Linked DNA regions of Homo sapiens: region 2 is linked to region 1. The links are chromatin loops, found by intact Hi-C in ENCODE. Cell type or tissue: heart left ventricle. All regions are shown on one strand. Region 1 overlaps GABRA2 (gamma-aminobutyric acid type A receptor subunit alpha2). Region 2 holds the start of LOC105374441 (a long non-coding RNA gene).

The links. Peaks named below come from ENCODE experiments on the same cell type or tissue, not always from the same donor. Only the 100,000 strongest peaks of a DNase experiment are listed, where the experiment ranks them.
Region 2: a loop joins it to region 1, with 5 times the contacts of the local background. A loop is called at or near these places in 29 of 110 quality-filtered maps.

What each region holds. Positions count from the first base shown.
Region 1 is chr4:46,261,573-46,269,572 of GRCh38, forward strand. GABRA2 (gamma-aminobutyric acid type A receptor subunit alpha2) reads right to left here. Exons shown (of 10, transcript NM_000807.4): 9 at 354-556. Among named protein-coding and RNA genes, the nearest start is that of GABRA2, 120 kb to the right of the region's middle. In heart left ventricle, no CTCF peak of the experiment used is centred here; no DNase peak of the experiment used is centred here.
Region 2 is chr4:44,923,032-44,931,031 of GRCh38, forward strand. It overlaps LOC105374441 (a long non-coding RNA gene), which reads right to left and starts at 1,556. Exons shown (of 4, transcript XR_925279.3): 1 at 1,510-1,556; 2 at 1,269-1,338. In heart left ventricle, a CTCF peak has its summit at 4,539 (motif pointing right); no DNase peak of the experiment used is centred here.

The sequences.
Region 1 (8,000 bases):
GGCAAGAAAATAACTTTACTGCTTCAGATTCTTCATGAGTAAAAATAAGAATAAGAAGGCAGTCTAGTCATAAGGATGCTATAAAGATTATGTGAGAGAGCATATGTAAAACACTTAGCACAGTGCCTGACACATACAGCTCAACAGATGCTACGGAGTGGTTTTAATGGAAGTATTAGTACTACAAGAACTCCTAAAGGATTTCAGGCAAGAACACTTTAAAAGAAATTGATATGATTCAAATTCATATATATATGGATGTCTTTAATGTCAGTTTTTAGAAACATATCTGTTACAAGCGGAATTCATTAGGGTATTTTCTTAATAATGATAACACGGAAGCTCTCACTTACCTTGTCATTTACTACACTCTTCCCATCCCAAGCCCATCCTCTTTTGGTGAAGTAATTAACAGTTGCAAATTCAATTAGGGCAGAGAACACAAATGCATAACAAACAGCAATAAACCAGTCCATGGCAGTTGCATAAGCCACTTTGGGGAGAGAATTCCGAGCACTGATGCTTAGAGTTGTCATTGTTAGGACAGTTGTTACTCCTGCAAAAGAAAAGATAGGAATCGAAAACATCAATAGGTACTAGCAGGACAGCATGGGAAGTAGCTTTTCTTTCTCCCTCCAGCCCCCAAAGCTTTTACTACTCTTATCCACTAAATAATAATAAATAAATGAATAAATACTGGAATTTATATTAAAGTGTAAAGTTAATTATCTTAAATGGTTATGATATTTCGTGATGTAATGACTCTCAAAATACTTTCGGTTTCCATTTTTTGTTCTGTATAAAAATCAACTTCCTTCTTCTTAAGTACTGTTGAAGTTAAAAAGACTAGGGATACCGAAGTAGAATTACCTACAAGGAAAAGCAGGCACTTTAAATGGTCCCATTGACAATTAATATATATTTTTGAAATCTTATAAAATCCTCACATTAATTTGTTCATCATTTATTTGAATCATGTTAAGCAATGGACCAATAACCCACAGAAGTAATCATGAAGGAACCGTGATTTAAACATACTTCAAGAGGCTGGGCATGGTGGCTCACGCCTGTAATCCCAGCACTTTCGGAAGCCGAAGTGGGTGGATCACAAGGTCAGGAGTTCAAGACCAGCCTGGCCAAGATGGTGAAACCCCATCTCTATTAAAAATACAAAAATTAGCCCAGCGTGGTGGCAGGTGCCTGTAATCCCATCTACTTGGGAGGCTGAGGCAGGGAGTTGCTTAAACCCAGGAGACAGAGGTTGCAGTGAACCGAGATCACGATGCTACACTCCAGCCTGGGCGACAGAGCAAAAGTCCGTTGAAAGAAAGAACGAAAGAAAGAAAGAGAGAGAGAAAGAAAGAAGAAAGAAAGAAAGAAAGAAAGAGAGAGAGAGAGAGAGAGAGGGAGGGAGGGAGGGAGAGAGAGAAAGAAAGAAAGATATGTTGCTTTCCTCTGAGACTTTTGTACAAAAGAATAGAATATAAGACAAATACACACGTACATATATACATATACATATACATGTATGTACATATATGTGTATATACATACAATATAGGAAATGAAAATAACAAATCAGCAGCAACTGTAAAGGTAATACAAAAAAAGTTGCTTTTTAAAAGCAGTATTATCATCAAAATGTTAGTAAAACTTTAAAAAATTGATACTCTCCTGGTATTGAGGAAGATATGGGGCATTACAAATTTGTGTCATACCTAAGAAACTGTTGTCTAATCCAAGGTCATGAAGAATTAGCCCTATTTTTCTTATCAGTTTTAGAGTTTTATGTCTTACCAGTGAGTCTTTGGTCCATTTTGAGTTCATTTTTGTGTGTGGTGTAAGGTAGATGTTCACATTCATTCTTTTGCACCTAGATCGCCCATTGTCCCAGCACCATGTGTGAAAAAAGACTTTTGTTTCCCCATTAAATTATCTTGGACACTTCGTTGAGAATCAATTGACCATAGATATATGGGATATCTCTGTACTCCAAATTTTATACCCTTGATATACATATCTATCCTTAGTCAAGTTTTACACTGTTTTGATGACTATAGCTTTAAATTAACTTTTGAAATCAAGAAGCTTGAGTCCCTTCTTATTCTTATTCATCAGTCTTAGTTTTCTTCAAGATTGTTTTGGCTAATCAGGATCCCTTACATTTCTGTATGTTGTTATGGTTTTGTTATGGTCATTTTGTTCATCTTTGCAAAAAAGGTAATTGGAATTTTAATAGGCATTTCATTGAATCTGCACATGATATTTGGTAGTAATGCCATTTTAATGATACTAAGTCTTTCAATCTTTGAACACAGGATATATTTCCATTAGATCAATTCTCTCTCTCTCTCTCTCTCTCTCTCTCTCTCTCTCTATTTCTCTATAATAAACATTTCCATTTATTTAGGGCTTCTTTAATTTCATACAGCAACATTCTATAGTTTTCAGTGTATAAGTCTTTCATCTCCTTCATTAAATGTATTTATAGATATTGTATGTGTTTGGATGCTAATGTAAATGGAATGGTTTTCTTAACATTCTGTTGAGACTGTTCATTGCTTATGTACAAAAACACAACTGATTTTTTTCTACGTTGATTTTGTACCCTGAAACTTTGTTGAATTTGTTTAATAGCTGTAACAATTATGATGTGGTTCGTTAAGGGTCTTCTATAAATAAGATCATGCAAATAGGGAGAGTTTTACTTCTTCCTTTCCAATCTGTATATTTTTATTTGTTTTTCTTACCTAATTGCCCTAGCTAGAACCTGTAGTATAACGTTGAATAGAATTGGTGAGAGCAGACATCTGTGTCTTATTTCTGATGTTAGGGAGAAACTTTAATCCTTCACCTATAGGTATGATTGTTTGCATTTTTTTTCACTTTCCATAAATATGTTGTATTATATTGATTTGATTTTTGTATGCTGACCCAACCTTGCATTTCTGGGATAAATCCCACTTTGTCATGCTATGTAATCCTTTTAAAATGTGGCTGATTTTAGTTTGCTAGTATTTTATTGAGGGCATCTGCATCTATATCTATAAGGAATATGGATCTGTAGGTTTTTTATTGTGATTCCTTTCTCTAGTTTGGTATTGGTATCTTGGTAATACGGCCTTATAAAGTGAGTCAGGAAATGTTTCCTTCTCATCTATTTTCTGGAAGATTTTGAGAAAGATTGTTGTTAATTCTTTGTATGTTTGGTGGAACTCACCAGAGAAGCCATTTGACCTTGATATTTTCTTAATTGGAAGATTTTGTTTACTAAACTCACAGTTTTATTTGTTAAAGGTTTACTCAGAATCTTGAGTCTATTTTGGTCATGTGTAGTAGTTTCTAGGAATTGTTATAGTTAATCTAGATCATCTAAATTTTTGGCATACAATTGTTCCCAGAATTACTTTATACATATATATATATATATGTATAAAGAGAGAGAGAGATAGAGAGAGAGAGAGAGAGAGAGATTGAGAGAGTCAGTCTTGCTTGACATTTCACCCAGGCTGAAATGCAGTAGTGTGATCTTAGCTCACTGCAACCTGCACCTCCTGGGTTCAAACAATTCTTGTGCCTCAGCACCCTGAGTAGCTGGGATTACAGGAGCACGCTACCATGCCCAACTAGTTTTCGTATTTTTAGTAGAGACAGGGTTTTGTCGTATTGGCCTGGCTGGTCTCAAACTCCTGGCCTCAAATGAGTGATCCACCTGCCTCAGCCTCTCAAAGTGCTGTGATTACAGGCATGAGCCACCGCGCCTTGCCACTTTATATATGTATCTGTGTGTGTGTGTGTGTGTGTGTGTACACAATATATATATAATATATTGTGTATATATATAATATATTGTGTATATATATATAATATATTGTGTATATATATAATATATATATAATATATTGTGTATATATTATATATATATATATATGTTTTCTCTATGGTCAGAAGTGATGTCCCATCTTCTTTCCTGATTTTAGTAATTTGATTTTTTTCTCTTTTTTTCTTGGTCATTGTGGCTAAAAGTAAGTCAATGTTATTGATCTGTTCAAGAACCAACTTATGGCTGTGTGGTAATTTTTTCTATTTGTTATTTCTGTTCTCTCTACAATTTATCTCTACTCTAACACTTATTTTTCTTCCTCTTGCTTTGGGTTTAGTTTGTGCTATTCTACTTTTCAAGGAAGATGGTTAAGTTATTGATTTGAGAATTTTTTTTCTCTTTTTAACATAAGTGGTTAGAGATACAAATTTCTCTTTAAGAACAAGCTTTTGTATTTTCCATAACATACGTTATTTTTTGTTTCCATTCATCTTATTTTCTAAAACCTCTTGTGATCTCTTCTTTGATTTCATGGTTATTTAGAAATGTCTTGTTTAATGTTTACATATGCAAATTTTCCAAATTGTCTTTTTTATTGATTTCTAATTCTACTCTATTGTGGTGTAAGAACATACTTTGTAATAATTCAATCTTCGAATTTATTGAGACTTGTTTAATGGCCTAATGCATTATCTTCCTAGAGAATGCTCCATGCCCAGTTGAGAAATATGTGCATTCTGCTTTTTATGACCAGAGTATGTTAGGTCTAGTTGGCGTATTCTCTATTCAAGTCTTCTACATTTTGCTGATCTTCTGTCTAGTTATATTCATTTTTAATGTTTTAAAATTAATATTTCAATATTTTAATATTTTATATTAATAAGATAGTAAACAAATTATTATATTTAATTTTTAATATTTAAAATAAATATAAAATAAATTTATAAATTTAAATATAAATATAAAATAAATTTTATATTTACTTTTTAATATTTTATTTTAGTTTTGATGAGTAATTCTTGGTTGAGTATTTTTCTTTTCAAATATCTTCCCATGGCCTCTGGTCTCCATGGTTTTTGATGATTTTTTAGGTGCTAATCATGTTGAGGATCCCTTTTATATGAGGTGTTACTTTGCTTGTAACATTTGGTTGTTTCGAGATTCTCTATTGGCCTTTGGCATTCCACAGTTTTATTATGATATATCCAGTTGTGATTTCTTAGCGTTTACTTTATTTCTAGTTCATTGAGCTTCTTGGATGTGCTGATAGATGGTTTTCATCAAGTTTGAAAGGTTTTAGCCACCATGTCTTCAAATATTCTCTTTTTTTTTTTTTTTTTTTTTGAGATGGAGTCTCAGTCTGTCACCCAGGCTAGAGGGCAGTGACATGGTCTCAGCTTACTGCAACCTTTGCCTCCCAGGTTCAAGCAATTCTCCTGCCTCAGCCTCCCGAGTAGTTGGGATTACAGGCATGCACCACCACGTCCAGCTTATTTATTTTTATTTTTAGTAGAGACGGGGTTTCACCATGTTATCCAGGCTGGTCCTGAACTCCTGACCTCAGATGATCCACCATCCTCGGCCTCCCAAAGTGCTGGGATTACAGGTGTGAGCCACCGTGCATGGTCCAAATATTCTTTTTTCACCTTTCTCTTTCTACTCTTGTTCTGTGACTACAGTATATTCATGTGTTGATATGCTTGATGATGTACAACAGGTCTCACAGACTTTGATTAATTTTCCTCATTGTTTTTTCTTTCTGTTCCTCATATTCAACAATCTTAATTGGCTTATCATTGAGGTAACTGATTTTTCTTTTTGGACTGTTTGAATCTGCTGGTAAGCCCCTCTAGTGAATTTTTTATTTCAGTTATGATAATTTGAACTACAGAATTTCTAATTGTTTCAATTTTTAAATAATTTATATCATTTTATTGGTAAAGTGTTTGAAACATCATTATTATATTTTCCTTTAGTTCTTTCGACAGGGTCTCCTTTAGCTCTTTTATCATAGTTAGCACAGTTAAAGTCTTTGTGTGGTCAGTAAAACGTCTGGGCTTCCTCAGGTAGAATTTCTAATGATTTTTTTTTCCTGAAAATGGGTTATAGCTTCTCTTTATTTTGGATGTCTCATATTCTTTTTTGAAAATTGGACATTAGGAATACTGTAATGTGGCAAATCTGGAAATCAGATTCTGACCATTCTCTGGGGTTTGTTGTTATTGTTGAAGTACTTATTGTTTGTTTATTAGCTTTTCTTAACTAATTCTATGAAGTCTGTATTATTTTTAGTTAGGGGTTACTGAAGACTCTGTTTTAATAGCTTAGGGGGTCATCTAATGAATGGACAGAATATGTAATCATTAGCTATTTTTATTCTTCCTACTTTTGTTTTTATAACAGAATGACGATCCCTCAGCTAAAAGTCTCAGATTTAATATTCTCCAAAATCTGAAATGTTTCAAGTGCCAAGATGTCATTGTAGATTTCAGATTTTTCAGATTATGGATGCTGTTTCAGATTTTTCAGATTATGGATGCTGAACCAGTATGTATTCTACAAACGTTCCAAAATCCAAAAATATTCAAAAGACTTCTTGTCCCAAGCATTTTGGATAAGGGATAGTCGACCTGTACTACCATTCTAAAAAATGTATCTTGCTGATATGACAGAAAACAACAACAACAACAATAACAAAATCCTAGAATAAAAGATAAAGAAAAAGGTATATGACATTAGTTCGGGTAATGATTTTTTAGGTTTGACTGTGAAAACATAGGCAACAAAAACAAAGATAAATGAGTGAGATTACATCAAGATAAAAAGTTTTCATATATTTAAAAAATTAACAGAGTGATAAAAATATGTGAATTGGTAGAAAAAATTTGCAAGTCACACATCTGAAAGGTGCTTCATTTACAAAATATATAAAAACTCAAACACCTCTATAGAAATAAAACAAGTAATTGAATTGAGAAACAGGCAAGGGACTTCAAAAGATATTCCTCAAGGGAAGACGTTAATAGTTGACAGATACATGAAAAAAATGGCCAACATCACTAAACATTGGAGGATATCAATTAAAACCATAATGAATATCACTTCATATATTTTAGAATGGCTGTTATCAAAGGAACAAAAGAGAACATGTGTTGGCAAGGATGTATATTGCACATTCTTGGTTGGAATGTGAATTATGTGAATTAGCATAACTCTTATGGAAAACAGTATGGGAGTTTTTCAAAAAACAGAAAATAAAATTACCATATGATCCAGCAATCCCACTTCTGGGAATTTACCCCAAAGACTTGAGATCACTATAGTGAAGAGATATCTGCACTTCCATGTTCATTACAACACTACTTATAATAGCCAACTTATGGGATCAACCTAAGTATCTACCAAAGGATGAATTAAGAAAGAAAATGTGGTATATATGTACAATGGAAAAGTATTAGTCCTCAAAAAAAGAAGAAATTCTGTCATTTGAGGCAACATGAATAAAATTGGAGAATATTATGCTGAGTTAAATAAGTCAAACACAGAAAGACAAAAACAGCAATGTTCTCACTTATAGGTAAAATCTAAAGCAATTGAACTCATAGAAGCAGTGAGAAGAATGGTAGTCACTAGAGGCTGTGAGGTCAGATAAATGAAATGGGAAGATGATAACCAAAGGGTACCAAGCCTCAGATAGGAAGAATAATTTTGATGTTTTTTTGAGAACAGTTGCAGAGTATGGTAAATATAGCTAATAATTAAGTTCTGTAACTTCTATTTCACTAAGAGAGTATTTCTAATATTCTCATTACAAAATGTTAAATATTAGAGGTGACAGATATATTAATTAGCTGACTTTAATCTTCCCACATGTATTAAAAATCATAACATCATTTTGTAATCTATATGTATATATACAGTTATGTGTCAATAGAGAATAAAAAAGAAAGTATAGAGATAAGTGATATACAAGACTCCTCTTTGAACACTGCTTTTAAAAGCCAGAGTGGCAAATTGGCCTATTAACTGATATAGAAATAGTTTGAAAAGTTGTTGAATACCTACATGATAAATACCATGACAATATCACAAAGGATAAAGTAGTGCTATATATTCACTACAAATATTCTGCATTAAAAGTTTCATAATTCAATTTGAATGAAAATACACCCAGCTG
Region 2 (8,000 bases), 1.3 Mb before region 1:
TTGTTAAGTAATTCTGGATTCATCATCTTAATAAAATGTTGGGACAGATGTCTACTAAAACCTAATGAAAATTAGTGAGACTAGCTTCTGGAGAGAACCAAATGCTTGTTATTTTACCTCAGTCTGCTACCGTGATCTTGGAGTGAAATTATCAAGAACAAAGGAGGGAGTATATATTTAAATATAACAAGTCTTTTAAATAATGTATTTTCTTTTCTGTACTTTTTATTTCTAAATAAATGAAATAATTTATATGCTAAATAGCCAACTTGGTAATTTGTCATATAGACATAGTCAAAGTGAAATGATTCACAATTCTCATCCCTAACTCTACACTTGAGAATTTTCTCTGTAAAATAGAAGGTAATGTTCAGTTTGATAAAAATTTCTTTTGGCAATGATAATATTATTAATTATCTTGAATATATTTTTGTGTATTTTTATGGAATCAATAGTTTTTCATATGCACATATTTAATGAAAAGTACAAATTTGCTTTAGAATGAAAGTCAGAATTAATACAGAATGATATTATTTAACTATTTTCACTTAACACATTTCAGAAGTTTATTTTGTTGTGGTAGCCAAGGTGTGGAGCATTAAGGAACTTAGGCATCTCTTTATAAACTACCTGAAAGACAGTCCCCTTTTGCCTTTCCCTAACAACTTATCTTTGGTGTGTTCTTAGAAGAATCATATAGTAAAAATCATAGGGCCAAGCTGTCCTTTACTTTAGTTACCTGAGTCTTCTATGTTCATCACTATTGTAAAAGTTGAATTTCTTCTGAATCTAGTAATAAAACAAAGTGAAGTGAAGCCAAAAATTCTATAGAAGAAAACATAATCTTTCACCTCCTTTATTTTTTCTTGTTAACATTACCAAAGTTTTATTATGTGAACCACACTGCATGTTTTACTATGTGAACTGCACTGTACTTCATTTTGTGGCCAGTGAAAAATTAAGATGTTAGGTCATGAGCAGTCACAGCAATATATATGGAATTGTGGGGGTTCATTCAGAAGTCCAATGAAAAAGTCAATGTAAGAAGAAAAAAAAATTATACTACCATGAGTAACTACTGCTTTTTGAGTATCTGCTGTGTGCTCAGCACCATGCTTAATGCTTTACATACAACATCTCAATTAATCCTCACCACAACACATTTCAATGTATTAGTAAAGAAAAGCGATGATCTGTCACCTACAAAAACAATCGAACCATACATTTAAATGATTTATTTAACTATATTTACAACAGTTATTGAGTACCTGTAGGTATCAAATGCCAGAGCTAGAAGAATAATCTGTCTGGTTCCCTGGTTCTTGAAAAGACATGGCTCTAAAGAAAAACAAAGAAAGTTATCAATTGAACTGAGACAGATGTATATTGGAATAAACAAAAAACAAAAGCAGATCTGTACAAAACTGATAAATGCTTTCCTTAACTCCCAACCTTCACTTTGCCCATGGTATCACTCCACATTGGCTCCCAGTCTCACACCTGACTCACCCATTTTCTCCCTAATGCAGACCTTTTCTCAGATAACTCCGTCTTCCTGTTTCCCTCTTCATGGCATCTTCATCAAGCATGTCTGCTTCATGTTGTATTCTATTAGAGCACTTCTATCAATCATTAGCTGTGACAGTGAATTAATTGGGTAAATGAATCCTTACTTTGGTGTTAATAAGAAACAATAGCTTATAAGATATTCCTCCCAGGTATATGTACCATTGTCACCGAACTCCTTTTGCAGTAAAGTGTCAAAGTATTTTCAGGAACTGAGGAAAGTTGATAGAAGGGCAATTTGGGGACAGCATTTAAAAAGGCATTTAGTTCCATTCAGAGGACACACACTGGTAGATTTGTTCATTTAGCAAATATTCTTTCCTTCATTCAGCAAGTATCCCCCCTCCCATATGCCATGCCTGTTGTAGGTGCTGGACATACCATAGTGAATAGGACAGCATAGTCCTCATACAGCCCCCACCTAAGTCTGTTAGGTATCACATGCTCTTCTAGGGGCTGCAAAGTCCTTGGAGGTGAATAAGATAATAGACTCTACATTTGAGTCTGCAGACTCAGAAGCCTCAGGTAGGATAATCTGGTGATGCTTTCTCATCTATATATATTCATAGAATTGCTTGTATATGGGATGAAGACTGACCTGTACTTGCCCTTTCACAGAGTTTGCTGAAGACTGCTGAAGGTGAACATCCAATAATGCTTTAAGAAATATTCCTCTGGCCACTGTGTTGGGAATTTAAACCAGGGTTCACAAACACAAATACATATATATGGGCCTAATAGACCAAAAGAAAAAGAATCAGTGCTATCAATTGGGTATAAGACAAGGTGGATTTTGGGGAACTATGTTGAGTCAAAAAATATGTTACTTAAAGGAATTCAAATATAAAATGCAAAAACACATGACCATCCAATTAAAGCACTGATGAAGACCCCAGAACTTGATGTGTATGTCATTAAATTTTTATCTTTGATTAGCAGAATTGACTAATCAAAAACTGAATATATTTAACAAATCCATAAATTATATTTATATGTATGGCTCCATTGGGATGGTACCTATAAGTTATCTTAAGTAATATTATATTAATCTGTTCAAAACAGTTATTTTACACCTACTATGTCCTGGGACAGTTCTAGGTGCTTGAGATACATTGGTAGCAAGTTAGATGAAAATTTCTTTGTGGCGTTTTTGTTCTGGCATGAGTAAATAACAGAAATGATTTTTTAAAGTACCATGGAAAAGCCAACGCTAATTAGAAGATGCTTGAGGTGGCTGCAGTTTTTAATAGGAGATAAGGAGAATATGTTGAAAAGGTGGAATTGAGCCTTTGTTTTTTTTAATAATTCATGAGGGAGTCGGCCATGCAGATAGTTGGGAAGTGCAGTCCCGACTGAGGGAAGAGTGAGGGGGAGGGTAATCTGGAATCATGTGAGGCCTATTCAAGTGACAGCAAGGAGGCCATTGTCACTGGAGTGAAGTGAATGAGAGGTAGAGCAAGGCTAACAACCTTCTAAACCATTTTAAGGATTTTAACTTTTCTCTAAGTGAAATGGAAATTGTTGTGTAGTTTTGTTAAATTATGTTTTACAAAATGTACTCCAGCTTCTATGTTGAGGGTGAACAAAGGTGGAAATATGGAGACAAGGTGGAAGGCTATTTCACTAATCCAAGCAAAAGACAATAGCATATAAGATATTTCTCCCACACAGCATGTAACGTTCCACTGAACTCTTCTGACAATAAAATATCAAAGTATTTATAGGAGCTACATCATGCTCAGATCAAGGTGGTAGTTATGATTATAATTGTTGAGAAATTTGAGAAGCTGTTAGCTTCTAGGGTATTAGATGACAGCAACAGTGAGTTATCGGATGACATGTAATTAGAAGCTCTGGTATTAATAGGAAAGAGGAAGCAAAAATGTCTAAAAGCAGGAATAAGGACTTAGTCTCTTTTACTTTCATACCTACTAGGCTGTGTTTGTAGGGGGAGGGAACCATTGCTCCATGAGAGAGTTGTAGGAAAGCATAGTTCTCAAGTAATAACTAGATTTTAATTTCGGCAGGAAAATAAAGAAAACACTGGTAGAAGCGCTTGAGAATGAATTGAGAGGATTTTTGTTGATGATGAGCCATGTATCTCAGAGGGTACAATGGATGCTTTTAGAAATTGAGTGAGGGTTGAAGGATACAGAATAGGCCAGTGAGTATATAAATTATCTTCCAAGCAGAGTGTTTTTGCAAATGTAGAAGGATATTACTGATGTAAATGCCAGGACAGTAAGCATAAGTCGGAACTATTTCAGCCCCACCTGGACTCATGATAGCCCCAACTGCCTTATGAGAATTAGAGTGTGAGAGATGAGGGGTGCTTTGGAATTGGGGGCTTCTTGAAGAGATAGTCTTGAAAAGGGATAAACAGCCTAATGAGATTAGTCTTGCTGGATTCAAGGCAGATAGTAGCAGCAGAGTTGGAATATAGAGAGGGAAGTCACTATATTTGAGCTGAGACTTGAGTGATGAGCAGAAACAGCCTTATTTCAATCTGAAGAAAGAGAGAAAGTCTTCCAAGTAGAAGGAACATCAGTGACAATGGCTTGAAATCTTTGAGGAAAATAAAGGCTAGCGTGGCTGGGGTATCGTGAACAAGGGGGATTCGACAGCTCAAGTAGACAATGGCTGGAGGTAGTGTCTTTTGAGCTAAGCCTCTATCCAAGTTATGAACTTTCATCTAAACCCAGAATCTTTTGACAGTAAAAGATTAACTTTTAGTTAAAAAACTAAACTTTTAGTAAAAAAACTTTTACTAAAAAACTAACTAAACTAACTTTTAGTTACTTTTTTACTAAACTAACTTTTAGTAAAAAAATAACTTCGTTATTGAGTATGCTGTGACAGAAGGTAGAAACCTGGCTAGTCTCAGGCATGCAGGGATGTATGGTCATTTGAGTTTTAAAGCAGGTGAGAATTTGCTGTAGTTGGACTATCTTATTCATATTGTCCACCTGGTGGCACTATAGGACAAGACAGGATTTTTTTCTTTTCTTTTTCTTTTTACCTTTTTTTTTTTTGCCTATCTGACCTGATATTGACATTTTCAGGAAGTCTGGTATATGTGTTTCCAAAACCTTCTGCAATTTGTTAATTGTATTCATGGAATGCATCCATGCATTTTTTATTCTGTAGGTTATTTGTAGAAACCATAAAAAACAAAAACACCCTCCCTAATGGAAAGTGTTTTATTCAAAATAGATATAATCATTTCTCAAAATGCTAGTCATACTTCCCTAAAGGAAAATCTTGCTGCTTTATAACAAGATTCTAAACAAGGTGTATAAATTTAAAATCAATTATGTGCTAAGAGCTGACTTGATTCTTTGAGTTGTTGCTGAGTCACCTTAACAGCAAAATTAGGCCTCTCTGGGAGTCAAGACTTCTAATACATTTTTAGCCACGTCTTAGGAATTTAATATCAGGTTTTCCTTAAATGTTAGTATCTAGACTCTGTTACTGGTAGTGAGATGATCCAGCCTGGGAATCAGAGCCACCGAAGGCCTTTTGAAGGGAAGTGCAGACAGGTCAATTGTCACAAGGAAGTCCAGGGATGGCCAGGCAGACAGGTGGCTCTTTTGGCAGATTAGTGGAACATGGAAGGAGAAGCATTTGGCAACAAGTAATAGATAAAGCTCCAGGAAATCTGTCTATGTCTGGGAGGCTTGGTAGTAGAGAAGGGTCTTAATCACACGAACAAGGGTTTAGTCTTTGGATAAAGAACAGCTATTTTTAAATGCATCTCCCCAACTAGTATACTTGGGGTGAGGGTTATGGAAATAGTGACCAATTCCCTCTGTCTCTGGGACATGCTCAGGATGGCCATTATGGAGTTGGATGCAGATTCTGAACAGACGGATGGAGGCTAGGACCAGACAAATGCTGACAGACCATTACACTATGGCAATAATAACTTCTGCTTAAATAGCTATGGGCTTTGCTGTGGCACATTAACCTCCAAAACCACCAGGACTCCCTTCCGTAGCACAACGATAAGCAGAATTCATTCTATTCTCAGGTACCGTATTTTATTGGACCCAAACAATAGATGGGTTCCTGAGGGTTCAACCAGGACACTTAACTGACAGTGGAAGAGGGACTGTAGAGCTCAGAAAATGGGATTCCTAAACATGTAGAGCTGAACACACCTAGAGCCACCCAAACCAAGTTTTTACTCCTTTAAATTGTCTGTCATTTTATTCAGCTAAGAGAAAAATAAAATGCTTTTCTGTAACATATTTGATATTATCACATAATAGAAATCCCTGCGAAAACCTGGCAAAATGTTAACAAACATAAATGTGGCTTTAGTGAAACTTAGCCTTATTGCTGGATTTCCCCTTGGCTTACGTTTTTCTCTTGGCACTGTGCAGGTAGGCATAAAAATGTGCACAGCTGTGTTAAACATTGTTATTAAGAGCAAATCTTTCCTTAATCTTTAACTAGGAACAATACACTCCCTTTCCAGAAACTCAGTAGTTAATTTTATCTTTCATTTACTGCCTAAGACTTTTGTCATTGTGATGACTGTAATTATTATTAGCTACAAAAATAATCAGGGTACTTAAAAATACAAAAGATATTTCAGGGAGAAAGAGAGGATAAAAATAGTATGTCGCAAAGGAATTATAGGATATGAATTTCAATGTAGCTCCTATGGACTGAGAGATGTTTGTACAGTCTGTTCTATTTCCACTTTCAGGTAAAAAGTAATTCTGGTGGTACAAATTCATCTTTAGTGTGACTTTTTTTTTTTAACAAAAGGTATTTGAGTCTTTGAGGATTGACTTCAGCTTTATCTGTGATGAAAGCCTGTTATAAATTACACCAAAAGTTTTAGAGAATATTCATTCCAGATAGTTAATGTGCCCATTTATTAAAATCACACAGTGCTTTCTTCTAGGAAGATCAATTCTCCTTTCATGCCATAAAGAGTATGATGACTAAATGGGGGAGAAGACACACTGAGTGTTAAACGAGCAAAATAAATGTAGAAAAGCACAGAACAATGGAAAGAATTTTTAAAAAGTACCTTTTAAGAGGTACTAGAGAGTATCTTTTAGTTTTCTTCTCATATTTGAAAAGTTGTACTCTGTGTAATAGTGAAGGAGGTAATGTGTGTTAGATTATTGCAGTTGAAAGCTGTTCACTTTTTAACCAACAATCCTGTTAGGGATAATAATCGCATGTTGCACAGTGATAACTTTCAATGCTGAGAAAAATAACTATGTCAAGAAGAGTGGTCAGTTTGCCTTATTGCTTCCCCTTAATGCCAATGCATCTTTGTGATAACAATGCTAATAGTCGATGTGCCTCTTTAAAGAAAAGCCTAAAGCTGGATACATATAAAATAAGCTGAATTGCATGATGCAAACTTGGAAATTCAATGGCCATTTCATATTGGCTCCTTCTTTTGTCAGCTCTGAATTTTACAAATTACTAGCTACATCTCTCTGAATTGCTTTCTGTGGCATTTAAAATGTAGATAATGTGGGTGCTTGTGAAAATTTTATTTTCTTAACAGCTGGCACAAGAATTAACTTAAAAAGACACATTTTTTTGTTTAGAACAGTGGTTGCCCACTGGTTTTCCCAGGCCTTATGTAGCCCACAGACATATTTACTTTGACATGAATCATATATTAAAATAAACCAATATTTTAAACTTAGGAGATTTTACATACATTTTGGATTCCCAGATTCTCTCATAAGACCAGATCAGTGTGCTCACATGTCAAACACTTTTTTTTTTGTAGCTAAATAACAGCTGTCCCTTTTAGGCCGGCATGCCCTTTTCAGTTTGCCATGGTCCAGATCAGTTCCTGTTATCTTCCTCACACTAAAGCAGGATGTCAGTTGTCATATTTCAATAGATTTGCATTGCTTTTTTCTGACATTCAGTTTACTTTAGTAATTCATAGTGTCCTGTCTTCTTGGTAATTATATGAATTTCCCTCTTTTTCACCTTCTATTTTAGAAGAGTGTCTTTATAAAAGATAATAGATATCTTGAGGGCAGAAGCCAAAACAAATATATATATATATATTTATTTATTTGAGAGATAAAACAAAGAATTTGATTTTTGCTTCTAGGAAGGAAGGGAGAGAAGAAAAGGAAGGGGGTGGAAAGGAAGGGGAGAGAGAATTTTAAAATATTTTGTAGAAGTAGAAGCACAATGTGGGGTGGGTTGGTCCAAGAAACTTTCCTAATGTTAGAGGCCACTAGTCATTTCAGCTGGAGAGTCATCTAACCATCAGTTTCCAGTTTGTTAGCCCCTAGCAGATGGCAGGATAGTTCACTGAGTGCCTTCCACTGAAGCATAAAGCTAGAAACCAGAGAAAATGTCAATAATGTCAGTGCCCCCAAACTTCAGACAAAGTACGGAGGCCTTTTGTCTTATACATGATTTAGAACGGTGTTTTG